Regions from separate parts of the Homo sapiens genome. Here region 2 is linked to region 1. The links are chromatin contacts, found by Hi-C or POLR2A ChIA-PET in ENCODE. All regions are on one chromosome and are shown on one strand. The core of a region is the stretch at or near the end of the contact, and the rest is flanking DNA. Distances in the headings are between cores, read along the strand shown. Region 1 has its middle 100 kb from the start of RHOU. Region 2 has its middle 68 kb from the start of RHOU.

Region 1 (5,757 bases), core at 1,583-4,082:
CCCACCTCAGCCTCCCAAGTAGCTGGGACTATAGGCTCCTGCCACCAAGCCCGGGTCCTCTCTATTTTCTTGTAGCATGTTATGTGTCTATTTCTAACATGTTAAGCTGATTAAAAAGACCACAAAACAATGAGGCCAAAATTCTGTAAGTTTTGTGTCATTAATATTTTTTCTAAATAAAACCCACTCAAGTCTTGTTATTTTCTGAGTTTTCATTTCCAGCCTCTCTTATCCTCTAAGCCTTTCCTCATGTCATCTCAAAAATCTCTTCTTCCAATGCTACTCTGACTGTATCATTGCTTGGTTGCTGATTGCCTATCATAATTAGCCAGATTTGTCAGCATGAATGAATGCTCATGTCAGTGTCAGAACAGGCAATACACATTTGTTAAAGGGACAGATGTGTGAATGGGCGCTGATGTTCTGCATGGGTAAGTCCTTCCGCGTGGCTCACCCCTGTTTCTTTCCCACACTGCTGCAACAAGCCTGCCTACAGTTTCCTACCCTGGGATGCCTGCACTAGCATGCACACTGGAGGGCAAGCCTTTACTGACTGGAATGTCTGCACCTGACTATCTGTGCTAGTGGGATCAATGATGGATTCACCACCCGGCTAAGCTTTCCCTGAGTTACCTGGTTGACGATGTTCACTAATCCCATAGCCCCCAGGGCTTGAGAGTATCGTTCACAGCAGAGGAGTTTGCATTTCTTTATGTATGTAGTAACATATTATCTTTTATATGCACTTTACCTGCTTCTTCCTTAGAAGGTAGACTCCTCAGGGCCAGAAATACAGTCCTCTGTTTCTTTTATCCCTCCTCACAGCCTCTGCCAGTGCTCTGCAGCTCAAAGGTCCCTGATAAGCAGAGTGACTTCAGCATTGTAATGAACCAGAGCACAGAGAGAGGCTGTGCAAGCAAAGGGTAGGAGCAGCCCTAGAAGAAGGCACACATTCATTCCTCGGGTTGCAGCCTGTTTACAGAGGGAGAGAATCTCTGCTGCAGTTACCCAGCATCCAGGGGTCCATGCTCTGCCAGCGTCACTCAGCCACGTGAGATGGGGTGATTGGACCAAAGGAGATACATGGTGTTTTATTTAGTGATGGTGGGGCCATTTCTGTTTTTATTTGTTTTTAACTGGGGTATGTGTGTCAGGACCACACAGCAGCAGGGAGAAGCTTCCACCTGCTTGGAACAAAAATGGGAAGGCTGCATTTCCAGGCTGCATTTATCTTATGTGTAGTGTAAGCAGCATCGCTGACTGGGAAAGAAAAAAGGGTAAAGAGCATTATAGATGCCTGATAATTCAGTCCTTAAGAGATGGCTCACTCAATTGCTTGGTTTTGTATTTTCATTTCTTTTCCTGACTGAAAATGGATCTGGAGCCTGAGAGCACCTGATGTTGGGCGAGGCCTCTGGGTACGAGGTGGAAGTTCACATTTCTGGATTATGTGTAGTTTCAGAATGCCTTCTATCTCGGTGTCAGGATAGATGTTAAGATGCAGGAATTCTCATAAATCTTCTCGTTAAAAAGAAGAAAACAACAAAACTTCTCACAGAACATAAAAACCATGTCAGGTGGCCGGGCGTGGTGGCTCATGCCTGTAAACTCAGCACTTTGGAAGTCCAAGGTGGGTGGATCACGAGGTCAGGTATTTGAGACCAGCCTGGGCAACATGTGAAATCCCGTCCCTACTAAAAATACAAAAATTAGCGGGGAGTTGTGGCACACTCCTGTAATCCCAGCTACTCAGGAGGCTGAGGCAGGAGAATCGCTTGAACCCAGGAGGCAGAGGTTGCAGTGAGCCAAGATCATGCCATTGCACTCCAGTCTGGGCGACAGAGCAAGACTGTCTCAAAAAAAACCCCAAAAAAACAAAAAAAACCCATGTCAGGTTGCTCCCCTGAGCAAGGCCAAGCTCAGTTTTCACCTGGTGGTCCCATGGGGAGCTTCCTGTGGCTTAGTGTTTGCGTCTGCCATTTGCTATCCCTCCCCAGCACACCTTCCTGTGGATGGAACTTGCCAGAACTTCCTCAGCAACCCTGAAGAGGAAAGCTGGAGGCCCCAACAGACGCAGAAGTGGGCTGCACTGCTGTGCTTCCATGGGGCAGTCAGGGCTCAGGGCCCCAGCAGCAGGCCAAACCCCAGCCCAGCTCCCTTGCAAACCTCCTCTGTCATGTACCCTGGGAGTCAGGTCCAACCCCACTATGTCACAACTGAGGAAACAGAGGCCCCGAGAAGTTCAGGGAGAGCTGGGGTCAAGATGCTAGATCCTGCCTCTGGGTGTGGTGGCTTTTGTTCTTGTCATCCGGTGGGCACTGGGCCTGCCCCGCACAGCTCCTTCACCCCGGAGAGGTGACAGCAGACTACATTAGGCCCTGCCAGGCCCAAAGACTCCAGCCTGTTAATCTTTAACCAGAGCTCTGGACAAAGGTAGCCCTTCTGACCTCCTGAGAGTTTCTGAATAGCTCGGAGGCTTCTGTGACAGAGCCACACGTTAGCAATGACATATATTTAGTGCAGGGAGGCATGTTGAGTACAGTTCTAAATTCTGTTGTGAATTGTGCCCAGGGAACAAGCACAGAGAACATTTTCACCATGGATATGTATGTACTTGTAAGAAGCAGCTGGGTGGTTCCTTCAGCAATCTGCTGAGCTGTGGCGATTACATCACACACTGGTGCAAAGGCCTTGAACCATTAATGTGCTGCCTCTGCGAGGGTGACCAGGATTCCAGCAATGAACAGAGAAGGTGCTTGTCCCCACTGCTCACTGGGTGCCTTCAGATTCTTAACTTTTGTCTTTTTCTTTTTTCTTTCACTTCTTACCTGTATCTATAAAACAGGACTCTGTTTGCTTTGAAAAGAGCCAGAATGACCTCAGGGGTCAGTGACTCATGCTGTTGGCTCTGTGAACACAATCGAGTGCCCCTTACGTAAGAAGCTCCTGCTATCTGAGGGAAGGGAGGTCCGAGCCATTATTCCTTGGTTATAAACACTCCATGTGGTTTTGTTTGGTGGTTTTAAAAAAGGTGTGTCCACAGGGTTGGTGTTCTAGAATCGTGGGCAGAAAGAAGTCTAGCTCCTTTCATCCAAGGTTCTAAAGGGTTCTCTGAGCTGTAACTCAGCTCTAACTGGACAAAGAGGCAACAATTCCCCTCATTTCCTGTGCGCTGTCACCACAGGAGGCTACACTTAAGGAGGTCAACTCAAGTTGTTTGGACCAAGCTTCCGCAGTTGTTCCCATTATCCTGTTTGAATCCATTCACTCTTACACTGGCCATGCAAATAGACACTCCCCAAGGAAAGAAGGACCTTAGAAAATAAGTGATCTCAGTTTTCATCTGACTTTCTTCTGGGGTGTGGGGCTGGTCATGGGTCTATATTCCCTGCTGTGGTCAGGGCCCTGTGGGACATGTGGCTGTGTCCCAGCCCTCTAGCACAATCTGCCGTCACTCCTGGGCTTTTGTATGCCTGCTCCCATTTGCTCTTATCTCCTCAACAACCACGTCAGGTAGATAATACATACCATCAGTCCCAGTTTACAGATGAAAAAAGTGAGGCACAGGGAGCTTCAGTAACTTGATCAAGACTAGAATTCAGAGAAATAGCCAAACCATGACTCATGATCCTCTTGCTCCAAAGTGCGTTGTCTCCCCCACAGCCCACTATATTTGTTGTTTATTTTTGAAAATGGTCATGAACTCAGCTAAGACGCTGGGGCAGTGGAGCGGAGGGAGAGAGCCTGCTCTTCACAGAGGGCTTATGGGGTGAGAGGAAGGGAAGCTAAGTACAGGGCAGGCCGGGGCCATCTAAGGTGGCCTCTGACCATCCTGGAGAGGCATGGGGCTAGAGAATGAAGAATGAGGCAGAAATGAGCGTTTTTGAACTGGTTTACCGAGCAAGAACTAGAATGGAAGGGGACATATTACAAATGACAAATGCCTGATCCAAAGCCCATGAGATGCTATTGATGAGGGCCACGGACCCTTACTCTGTGCAGACACAGAGGCTTGGATGCACACACTTGCATACACACACACACACACACACGCACTGTTTTGTTTTGCTCTGCTTTATTTTTGCCACTGTGGAATAATAAGAAGTACAGTCACGCATTGCTTAATGATGGGGATGCAGTCTGAGAAATGCATCAGGTGATTTCATTGTTGTTTGAACGTCATAGAGAGTACTTACACAAACCTAGACGGTATAACCTACTACATACCTATACTATATGGGATAACCTATTGCTCCTGTACCAAATACTGTAGGCAATCGTAACACAGTGGTATTTGTGAATCTAAACATATCTAAACACAGAAAAGGTACCATAAAAATGTGGTTAGAAAAGATGAAAAATGGGGCTGGGCGTGGTGGCTCACGCCTGTAATCCCAGCACTTGGGAGGCCAAGGTGGGCGGATCACTTGTGGTCAGCAGTTTGAGACCAGCCTGGCCAACATGGTGCAACCCCATCTCTACTAAAAGTAGAAAAATTAGCTGGGTGTGGTGGTGTGTGTCTGTAATCCCAGCTAGTCGGGAGGCTGAGGCAGGAGAATCATTTGAACCTGGGAGGTGGAGGTTGCAGTGAGCCGAGATTGTGCCACTGCACCACTGCACTCCAGCCTGGGCCACAGAGCGAGACTCTGTCTGAAAAAAAAAAAAATTAAAAAAAAGATGAAAAAAGGTACACGGTCTAGGGTAGTTACCGTGAATGGAGCCTGTGGGACTGGAAGTTGCCCTGAGTGAGCCAGTGAGTGAGCGGTGAATGAATGGAAAGGCCTGGGATGTTACATTACTGTACACTAAATTTATTTTAGCTACACTAAATTTATTAAAAAATAAAGTAATTGCACTATGACATTATGACAACCATGGCATGCATCGCTAAGGGATAGGTATTTTTCAGATTCATTGTAATCTTTTGAGATCACCATCATATGTATGGCCCATCCTTGGCTAAAATGCCATTATTTAGCATATGACTGTACACATATTGGTCTCTGCCCTCAGTTCCTGACACAGAGCTCTTAAAATCCTTGGAGTTTCTTGAGAGATAGGAGTGCTAGTAGCATCTTTTGTTCTAATCGGGCAACTCTGGCTGGGCTCCTAGATAGCCTCGGGATGGGAGTTGGTGGCCAGGGGAACCAACCATGTGATTATAAAGTTGGAACTTTCACCCCCACCCCTAACCTCAGGGGAGGGAAGAGGGGCTGAAGGTTGAGCTGAACATCAATGGCCAATGATTTAATCAATCATGCCTACATAATGAAGCCTCTATAAAACCCCAAAGTACAGGGTTCAGGGAACTTCCAGGCAGCTGAACTCATGGAGGTTTCTAGAGACTCGCACACAAGGAGAGGACATGAAGGTCTGAGCGCCTTCCACATGCCTCGCCCTGTGCCTCTCTTCATCTGTATCCTACATAATATCCTTTATAATACACCAGTAAACACAGCTACGTGACTCTCTGAGTTCTGTGAGCTGCTCTAGCAAATTAATTAAACCCAAGGACAGGGTCTTAGGAACCCAGATTTATAACCAGTCAGAAACCACAAGTAAAATAACCTGGGGCTTGTGATTGGCATCAGAAGTGGTGGAGGTCTTGTGGGACTGAGCCCTCAACCCGTGGGATCAGATGCTATCTTCAGGCAGGTAGTGACAGAAATGAATTGAATTCAAGGACGTCCAGCTAGTGTCTACTGGAAAATCTGTAGAATTGCTTGCTTGCGTGGTGGGGGGACATACCCATACATT
Region 2 (6,275 bases), core at 3,641-6,140, 33 kb before region 1:
CAATTAAACCTCTTTTCTTTATAAACTACCCTGTCTCTGGTATTTCTTTATAGCAGTGTGAGAATGGACTAATATACATGGTTTCTGTAACCCATGGTCAACCTTGGTCCAAAAATAGACGAGCAAAATATAATGAGATATTTCGAAAGAGAGAGAGAGAACACATTCACACAACTTTTGTTACAGTGTATTGTCATAATTGTTCCTCTTCTTCTTGTTGCCAATCTCTTACAGTGCCTAATTTATAAATTAAATTTTATCATATATATGTAGTATATAGGGTTTGGTACTATCCGAGGTTTTGGGCATTCACTTGGGGTCTTGGAATGTATTCTCCATAAATTAGTTGAGTGGGGGGGCAACTGTATCTTGAATGTAGCTCTTGATTTACATCATCCAGGTAACATCACAGAAGAAGATGGGACTTTTCCAGCTACAAAGGTGTTTATGATACCGAAATAAAGTCCAGGAGTCCCAGGGAAAATTCCAGGATTTTATCATGTCTTCCTGCATAATAACTTTGTCCTCCCCTAGTGAGCCCTGGCTCAGCAAATGACACCCATATCCACCCAGTTGTTCAAGCCAGAACACTGGTTGGAAGTTATGTTGATTCACCTTATTCACAGTAGTTATGTTCTATAAAGTCACCATGAACACTGAATTAGTGAATACCAAACCATTGCTCCTAGAGGAAATAAAGGGTTAAGTTCCTGTGTGCAACTAATCACAATTTTATCAACTGATCAATACATAACCTTGCTGTGTATTTGTTTCTGTCTAAAGATACCTTATTCAATACACATTGTTGATTCATTAACACTGAACTCACTGCACTATAATCAACACCTGAACAAAGCTTAACACTGGTATTTTCTTCATAGAGAAATCATAGCCTTTCTGCAGCTCTGAACAAAAGGCAGCATTTCAGCTCTGTTCTGAGAGGCCATTTAAAACAGCAAAATCACCAATAAAAAGCACAAAAAGGCAAAAGATGTATTGTGTAACTAAATAGACCTTGAAAAGGATACTTGATGCAGTGTGACAGCTGAAACAAGCAGGCAGGGTGCCACCTTGTTCCACCTCAGCTAGGAATGTGTGCATTGAGCAACTCAAATTTTTCAGGGCTCTGTGCATTTCTGCAAATGACCATGAAAGCACCATGAGTATTAATTTTAGGGTTACAAACAAATTGTAGTGAGTAGGTAAATTTGCAAATATGGAATCCACAAATAAGGAAGATTGACCGTATATTTGACCCCATTCCCAGTCACCAGTTTAATCAGTTTTACATCCTTTATATCTTTAAAATTGGTCCACTTCTTTTTATCTATACCTTCCACACCTCAGTCCATCCCAACAAACCACTTCTTCTGGATTAACAGGTTGCAGTCAGCCCACATCAACTCCTGTACCTCTTTAGTCTATTTTTCACTGGTGGCAAAAGGGGAGGTTGGCAAAGAGGGCTGTGGAAAGAGATGGGGCAGTTGTTGAAGAGAGAGGAAATTTAGGTTAAAGAAGATTTTAAGGAAGTAGCCTCCTTTTCTCCTTTATCTTGTGTGTGTGTGTTCTTTGTGATAACCTGCTCAGACTAGTTGAAAGGAGAAGACTCAGTGTCACTTGAGTTATGTGTACAATATTAATCTATTTAACTGTCTCCATAACTCTATATGTAGATACTATTATTATGTCTTGTCTTAGTCAGCTCAGGCTGCTATAACAAACTAACATAAAATGGGTGGCTTAAATAAGAAACATTTATTGCTCACTGTTCTGGAGGCTGGGAAGTGGGAAGATCCAGGCACTGGCAGTTAATAATGTCTGGTGGGGGACTGCATCCTGGTGCGTAAATAGCCGCCTAGAGCTCCATTTGAGATTGTGTCAAATTCAGAGAAAAGCATTCAACCAGAACTCAGTGTAATGGACTGGGCTGGATGGAGTAAGCCAATGGCCCTTAGACATTAATGGAGCCTCGAACTCATTGTTTCATGTACAATAAAGGAAAACTTCAGATTTGATTGAACAAAGAACATTAGTTTCCTTATACCAACTTGGGAATCATTCTCAAAATGTGATATTTTGTTTAGTTATATGAATAAACATTATGTCTTCTGATGAAGGATGAACCTTAATATTTGGAGGGGAAAAAAGCTATCACACACTCTCACAACCCCCTACCAGCCTTTGGGCCTTGGGCTGAGGCCAAGGCAGCTGCCCTCAGGGCACAGCAGTGAGCCACTTGACCAGTTTATTCCCCCAGATAGGATTTTGTGCCTCTGGCTTTGAAGTGGAATAAGCACTTCCTATCTGACATGGAACTAGCAAACCAAGGGTCAGGCTTCGCCTGCTCAGAGGAATTAAAGTCGATTGAGAAACACAGCTCTGTTTCTTGCCAAGAGAATCTTGCCAAGAGAATCTTGTCAAGAAACAGCTTTGAAGCTTTCTTCCTCTATCAGAGCTGGAGACTTTGGTACATGGGGTTATCATCACTGCGGCAGCCAAAGCAGCCTCGCTTTGTCTCTAACCCTCGCATCCACACAGCAAAGAACACTTTGAACTGTGTTTTTTGCACGTCCGTGTGTGCCAAGATCTTGTGGGATCCCCTGTTTTTGAAACTAGGCCACTCTCCGATAAGGATGGAGACCTTGCTTCCCTGCTCCCACCAAACAGAGCTTTCTATTGCTGAGTTACAGTGAATACAAGGCGATTAAAACTACAAGCTAATTTATGCTCTCTTGGGAGGAATTAAGGAGATGAAGCAACTGCTTTCTGGGGAGGAGAAGCGATGTGTATTTTTATCTTGCACCACCTTTCACTCTCTAGTTCTGCCTTGTTCTCCACAAATCTGTGTTAAGGCCTCAGCAGGTGCCAGGCACAGCCTCATGGAGACAAAAGCAGCTCCATCTTGGATGCTCATCCGCCATGTTGACTCCTGATTAACCCCAGTTCAGGGAAGGCCTCTGAGATTTTTACTTTCATGTACTTACCTTAACTCCTGCCCTTATGTCAAAACAACCTTGATGTTATTGTAAACACACATTTCCCATACATCCTGCCCTTAGACAAATTCTATATGGTACATAGCCCTGGGTCGTAGGGGTAACTGAGCAGGGATCCACCATCTTGTCTTGTGGCTGCCTGAGATGTGGCCTCTGTTCGTAAAGTCCCTATTAAGTGTTTCTTTCTGAGAAACTAGATTTGTCAGCCTCTGTTTTCAACTTTTCAGCTTCTTTGGACTTTGGGGATAGTTTTGCATAGACCTACTTAGCAGGGCACAGCGACCCAAAGTGTGGTCCTGGCAGCATGGGGGACCATCCAGGCCCTCACAGAGGACACCCTTCCTCCTGGCGGTCTGGCTGCGGCTGCTGGACCTGGTGTTAGGAGATGGCAGTTTAACACACAGCACCTTAACCATCCATGGCTTGCCTTTTCTTTCACAACTTGTCCTCAGGTACAGAGGTCTTCAGAACTTGGTTCCTTTCCAAAAGCAGAGCAGTGTTTTGACACAGGAAAACGCAAGGTCCTTTATGCCTGGAAGAAAGCAGCTTTCTCCTGCCTCCTCCTTGATGCGGTTCCCAGCCACCGCCCCCAGGATGCTCACTCCCTTTTATGAGCTGAGAGAGGCAGACCTTAGGGCCTCCTCCAATAGTTAATATACATTTTTTATATTTTTAAAAATTAACCTATCATAGTTGTACATATTTGAGGGGAAGCATGTGATATTTTGATACATGTATACAACGTGTAATGATGAAATCAGGGTGACTGAGATATCCATCACTTCAAACATTTATCTTTTCTTTGTGTTGGAAACATTATAATTCTCTTTTAGCTATTTTGAAATATACCATAAATCATGGTAAACTATAATTTCCCTACTGTACTATTGAATACTAGAACTCATTCCCTCTATTTAACTGTGTGTTTTTACCTGTTAACCAAGTTCTCTTCATCCTCCCCTCCCTTCTTCCCTTCCCAGCTTCTGGTAACCACCATTCTACTCTTAATCTCCATGAAGTTCACTTTTTTAGATTTCACATAAGAGAGAGAAACATGTGATATTTGTCTTTCTGTTCCTGGCTTATTTCACTTAAATAATGACCTTCAGTTCCATTCATGTTGCTGCAAATGACAGGATTCTGTTCTTTTTAATGGCTGAATAATATTCCATTGTGTATATCAAATATTTCATCTTAACATAAAGTAAGCTGAAGTAAAGATAACTACCCTCAATCAGAGTCTAGAAACATGGCGACTGAGATTTGGGGGTAAGGAGAGCAGTGGAGGGTGGAAAGGTGTTGAGGTACCCTGTGCTTTGCCCACAGCTGGGGCTACACAGGCTGCCTTCTCTCCTTCCTCCTTAGGGTCTAGCACAGTCCTACCTGGCCAGATGCAAGGTCACATTGCTAGCAGACACCCCCCTTCCTCCCTCTTTTCTTCCTCTTCTTCACCCCTCTCATTCTTCACCCTAGTAGCCACTGTGGGTGCCCAAGTCCTGCCTGGGTCCCTTGTCTCCACCTCAGGTGAGCTGGACCTGCTGTGGAGGTGAGCTGGACCTGCTGTGGAGGTGAGCTTTCCCGCTCTTTGGTAGGAAGGAGAAAGCACTGAGCAAGGAGCTGACTGATGGGCTTAGTTGCGAACATGCATGCTGGTCTCAGGCTAGTCTTTCTTTGTCTTCCTTTGCCTGTCCCTGTGAGCCAAGAGCCTTCACCACAGGTACTTGGGGTCAGCTGCAGGAGATTTCCTGGAACTCTGAACTTCTGGGTTTCAGTTTCTCTACCTGTCATATGAGAAGGAACCTGTTTGAGTCTCTCTCACAGCAGGCTGGTGTCTGCACGGAGGCTCTGAGGAGCTCATGGTCATGAAATCTGAGTGCCCCAAACCCACAGACGGAGACAGAGGCACCGCTTCCTGGAAGGCACAGTGAGAGCTGTTAAAATGCTAAACGACCAGGTCAAGCCTCCATATCCCTCGAGAGGCGTTTATGCATTTTACTGGAACACTCTGGCATGAAGCGTTCCCTGAAACAATTAAAAAGATAATGTACTCAGCCTGTGCTCTGTCTGTCTTTACTCTTTGTGCTTTTTCATGACGTTATCCATTCCCAGAACTCAGAGAGCCCCCTCTCCTCTTTCAGTTGACATTTGCTTGGCTGACTGACTCTCTTACTCGCTGTTTCCTTTCCTTTGGATGATTGACTTTTAGCATCATTTCAATGTCTATAACTAAATCAGCAAGGCTTCTAGGTCCAGCACTATAATTCTAAATTTCACTGCTACTACAAACATATCATGTCTGCCGACTGGACCAAGTGATTATAAGTCCCAATTAAACCCTAGGTTTTGCTTTTAAGCCAGTTTCAAGTCAGGCATTTATTCACAGTTGTCTGTAATATCAGGCACTGTGCTAGGCAAATGCGGCAGAAAGTGGCTGAGAAATGGTGCTCATTCTCCCAGAATTCAGAAGGTTTTGGTGAGACAGACAGATAATAGTTAATGAATTTAATGATGACAATGCAGTGATGATCAGTGACGAGCCGATGACTTGATAATGACAATCCATGTGATAAATACAATAGCAATGGTATCATAACGTGACGGGACAGTGAAGAGGAGAGAGTAGCCTAGGATAGGGCTGCACAGATGAGGTGATGTTTGCACCAGGCCTTAGAGGCTAAGGAATCTCAGCAGGGCAAGAAGAACTTCCAGAAAGGGGAGCATCCGTTCATTCATGGAACAAATATCTATGGGGAGTTTGCAGTGTTGCCTAAACAAAAATCAGGAAACCTGACGTGTGTGTTTTTGAAAAAAAATATTTATTACAGAAGTTTTTTGTTCTTTTTTTTTTTTTTTTTTTTTTTTTTTTGAGACGGAGTTTTGCTCTTGTTGCCCAGGATGGAGTGCACTGGTGGAATCTCAGCTCACTGTAACCTCTGCCTCCTGGGTTCAAGTGATTCTCCTGCCTCAGCCTCCTGAGTGGCTGGGATTACAGGCACCCACCACCACGCCTGGCTAATTTTGTATTTTTAGTAGAGACGGGGTTTCTCCACCTAGGTCAGGCTGGTCTTGAATTCCTGACCTCAGGTGATCCGCCCGCCTCGGCCTCTCAAAGTGCTGGGATTACAGGCTTAAGCCACTGCGCCTGGCCAGAAAATTTTAAACATACAAAAGTAGAAAGGCTAGTAAGATAAAGCCCCATATATACATCATCCAGTTTTAATCATGGTTCTTGTGGTCTCCATGCACTCACCCACTACAATTAGCTTCTGCTGTTTATTT

The links. Hi-C counts contacts between places; a loop is a spot of excess contacts on that map. ChIA-PET counts read pairs that join two places held with the same protein, here RNA polymerase II (POLR2A). Pooled maps may share reads with other maps.
Region 2: a loop to region 1 is called in a pooled map, with 2.2 times the contacts of the local background. The contact joins two enhancer-like sites. A Hi-C loop is called at or near these places in 2 of 168 maps with a recorded cell type or tissue (GM12878 and naive thymus-derived CD4-positive, alpha-beta T cell), 24 of 37 single-sample maps with no recorded cell type and 15 of 50 pooled maps. POLR2A ChIA-PET finds 5 or more read pairs at or near these places in 13 of 52 experiments (A673, H1, HepG2 and 8 more).

Annotation. Positions count from the first base shown.
Region 1 is chr1:228,835,724-228,841,480 of GRCh38, forward strand. No RefSeq gene overlaps it. Among named protein-coding and RNA genes, the nearest start is that of RHOU, 100 kb to the left of the region's middle. Within about 2 kb of position 2,833, at least 24 of the 41 ENCODE cell types and tissues checked have a DNase peak (open chromatin) inside an H3K27ac peak, as active enhancers do.
Region 2 is chr1:228,800,226-228,806,500 of GRCh38, forward strand. No RefSeq gene overlaps it. Among named protein-coding and RNA genes, the nearest start is that of RHOU, 68 kb to the left of the region's middle. Within about 2 kb of position 4,891, at least 3 of the 41 ENCODE cell types and tissues checked have a DNase peak (open chromatin) inside an H3K27ac peak, as active enhancers do.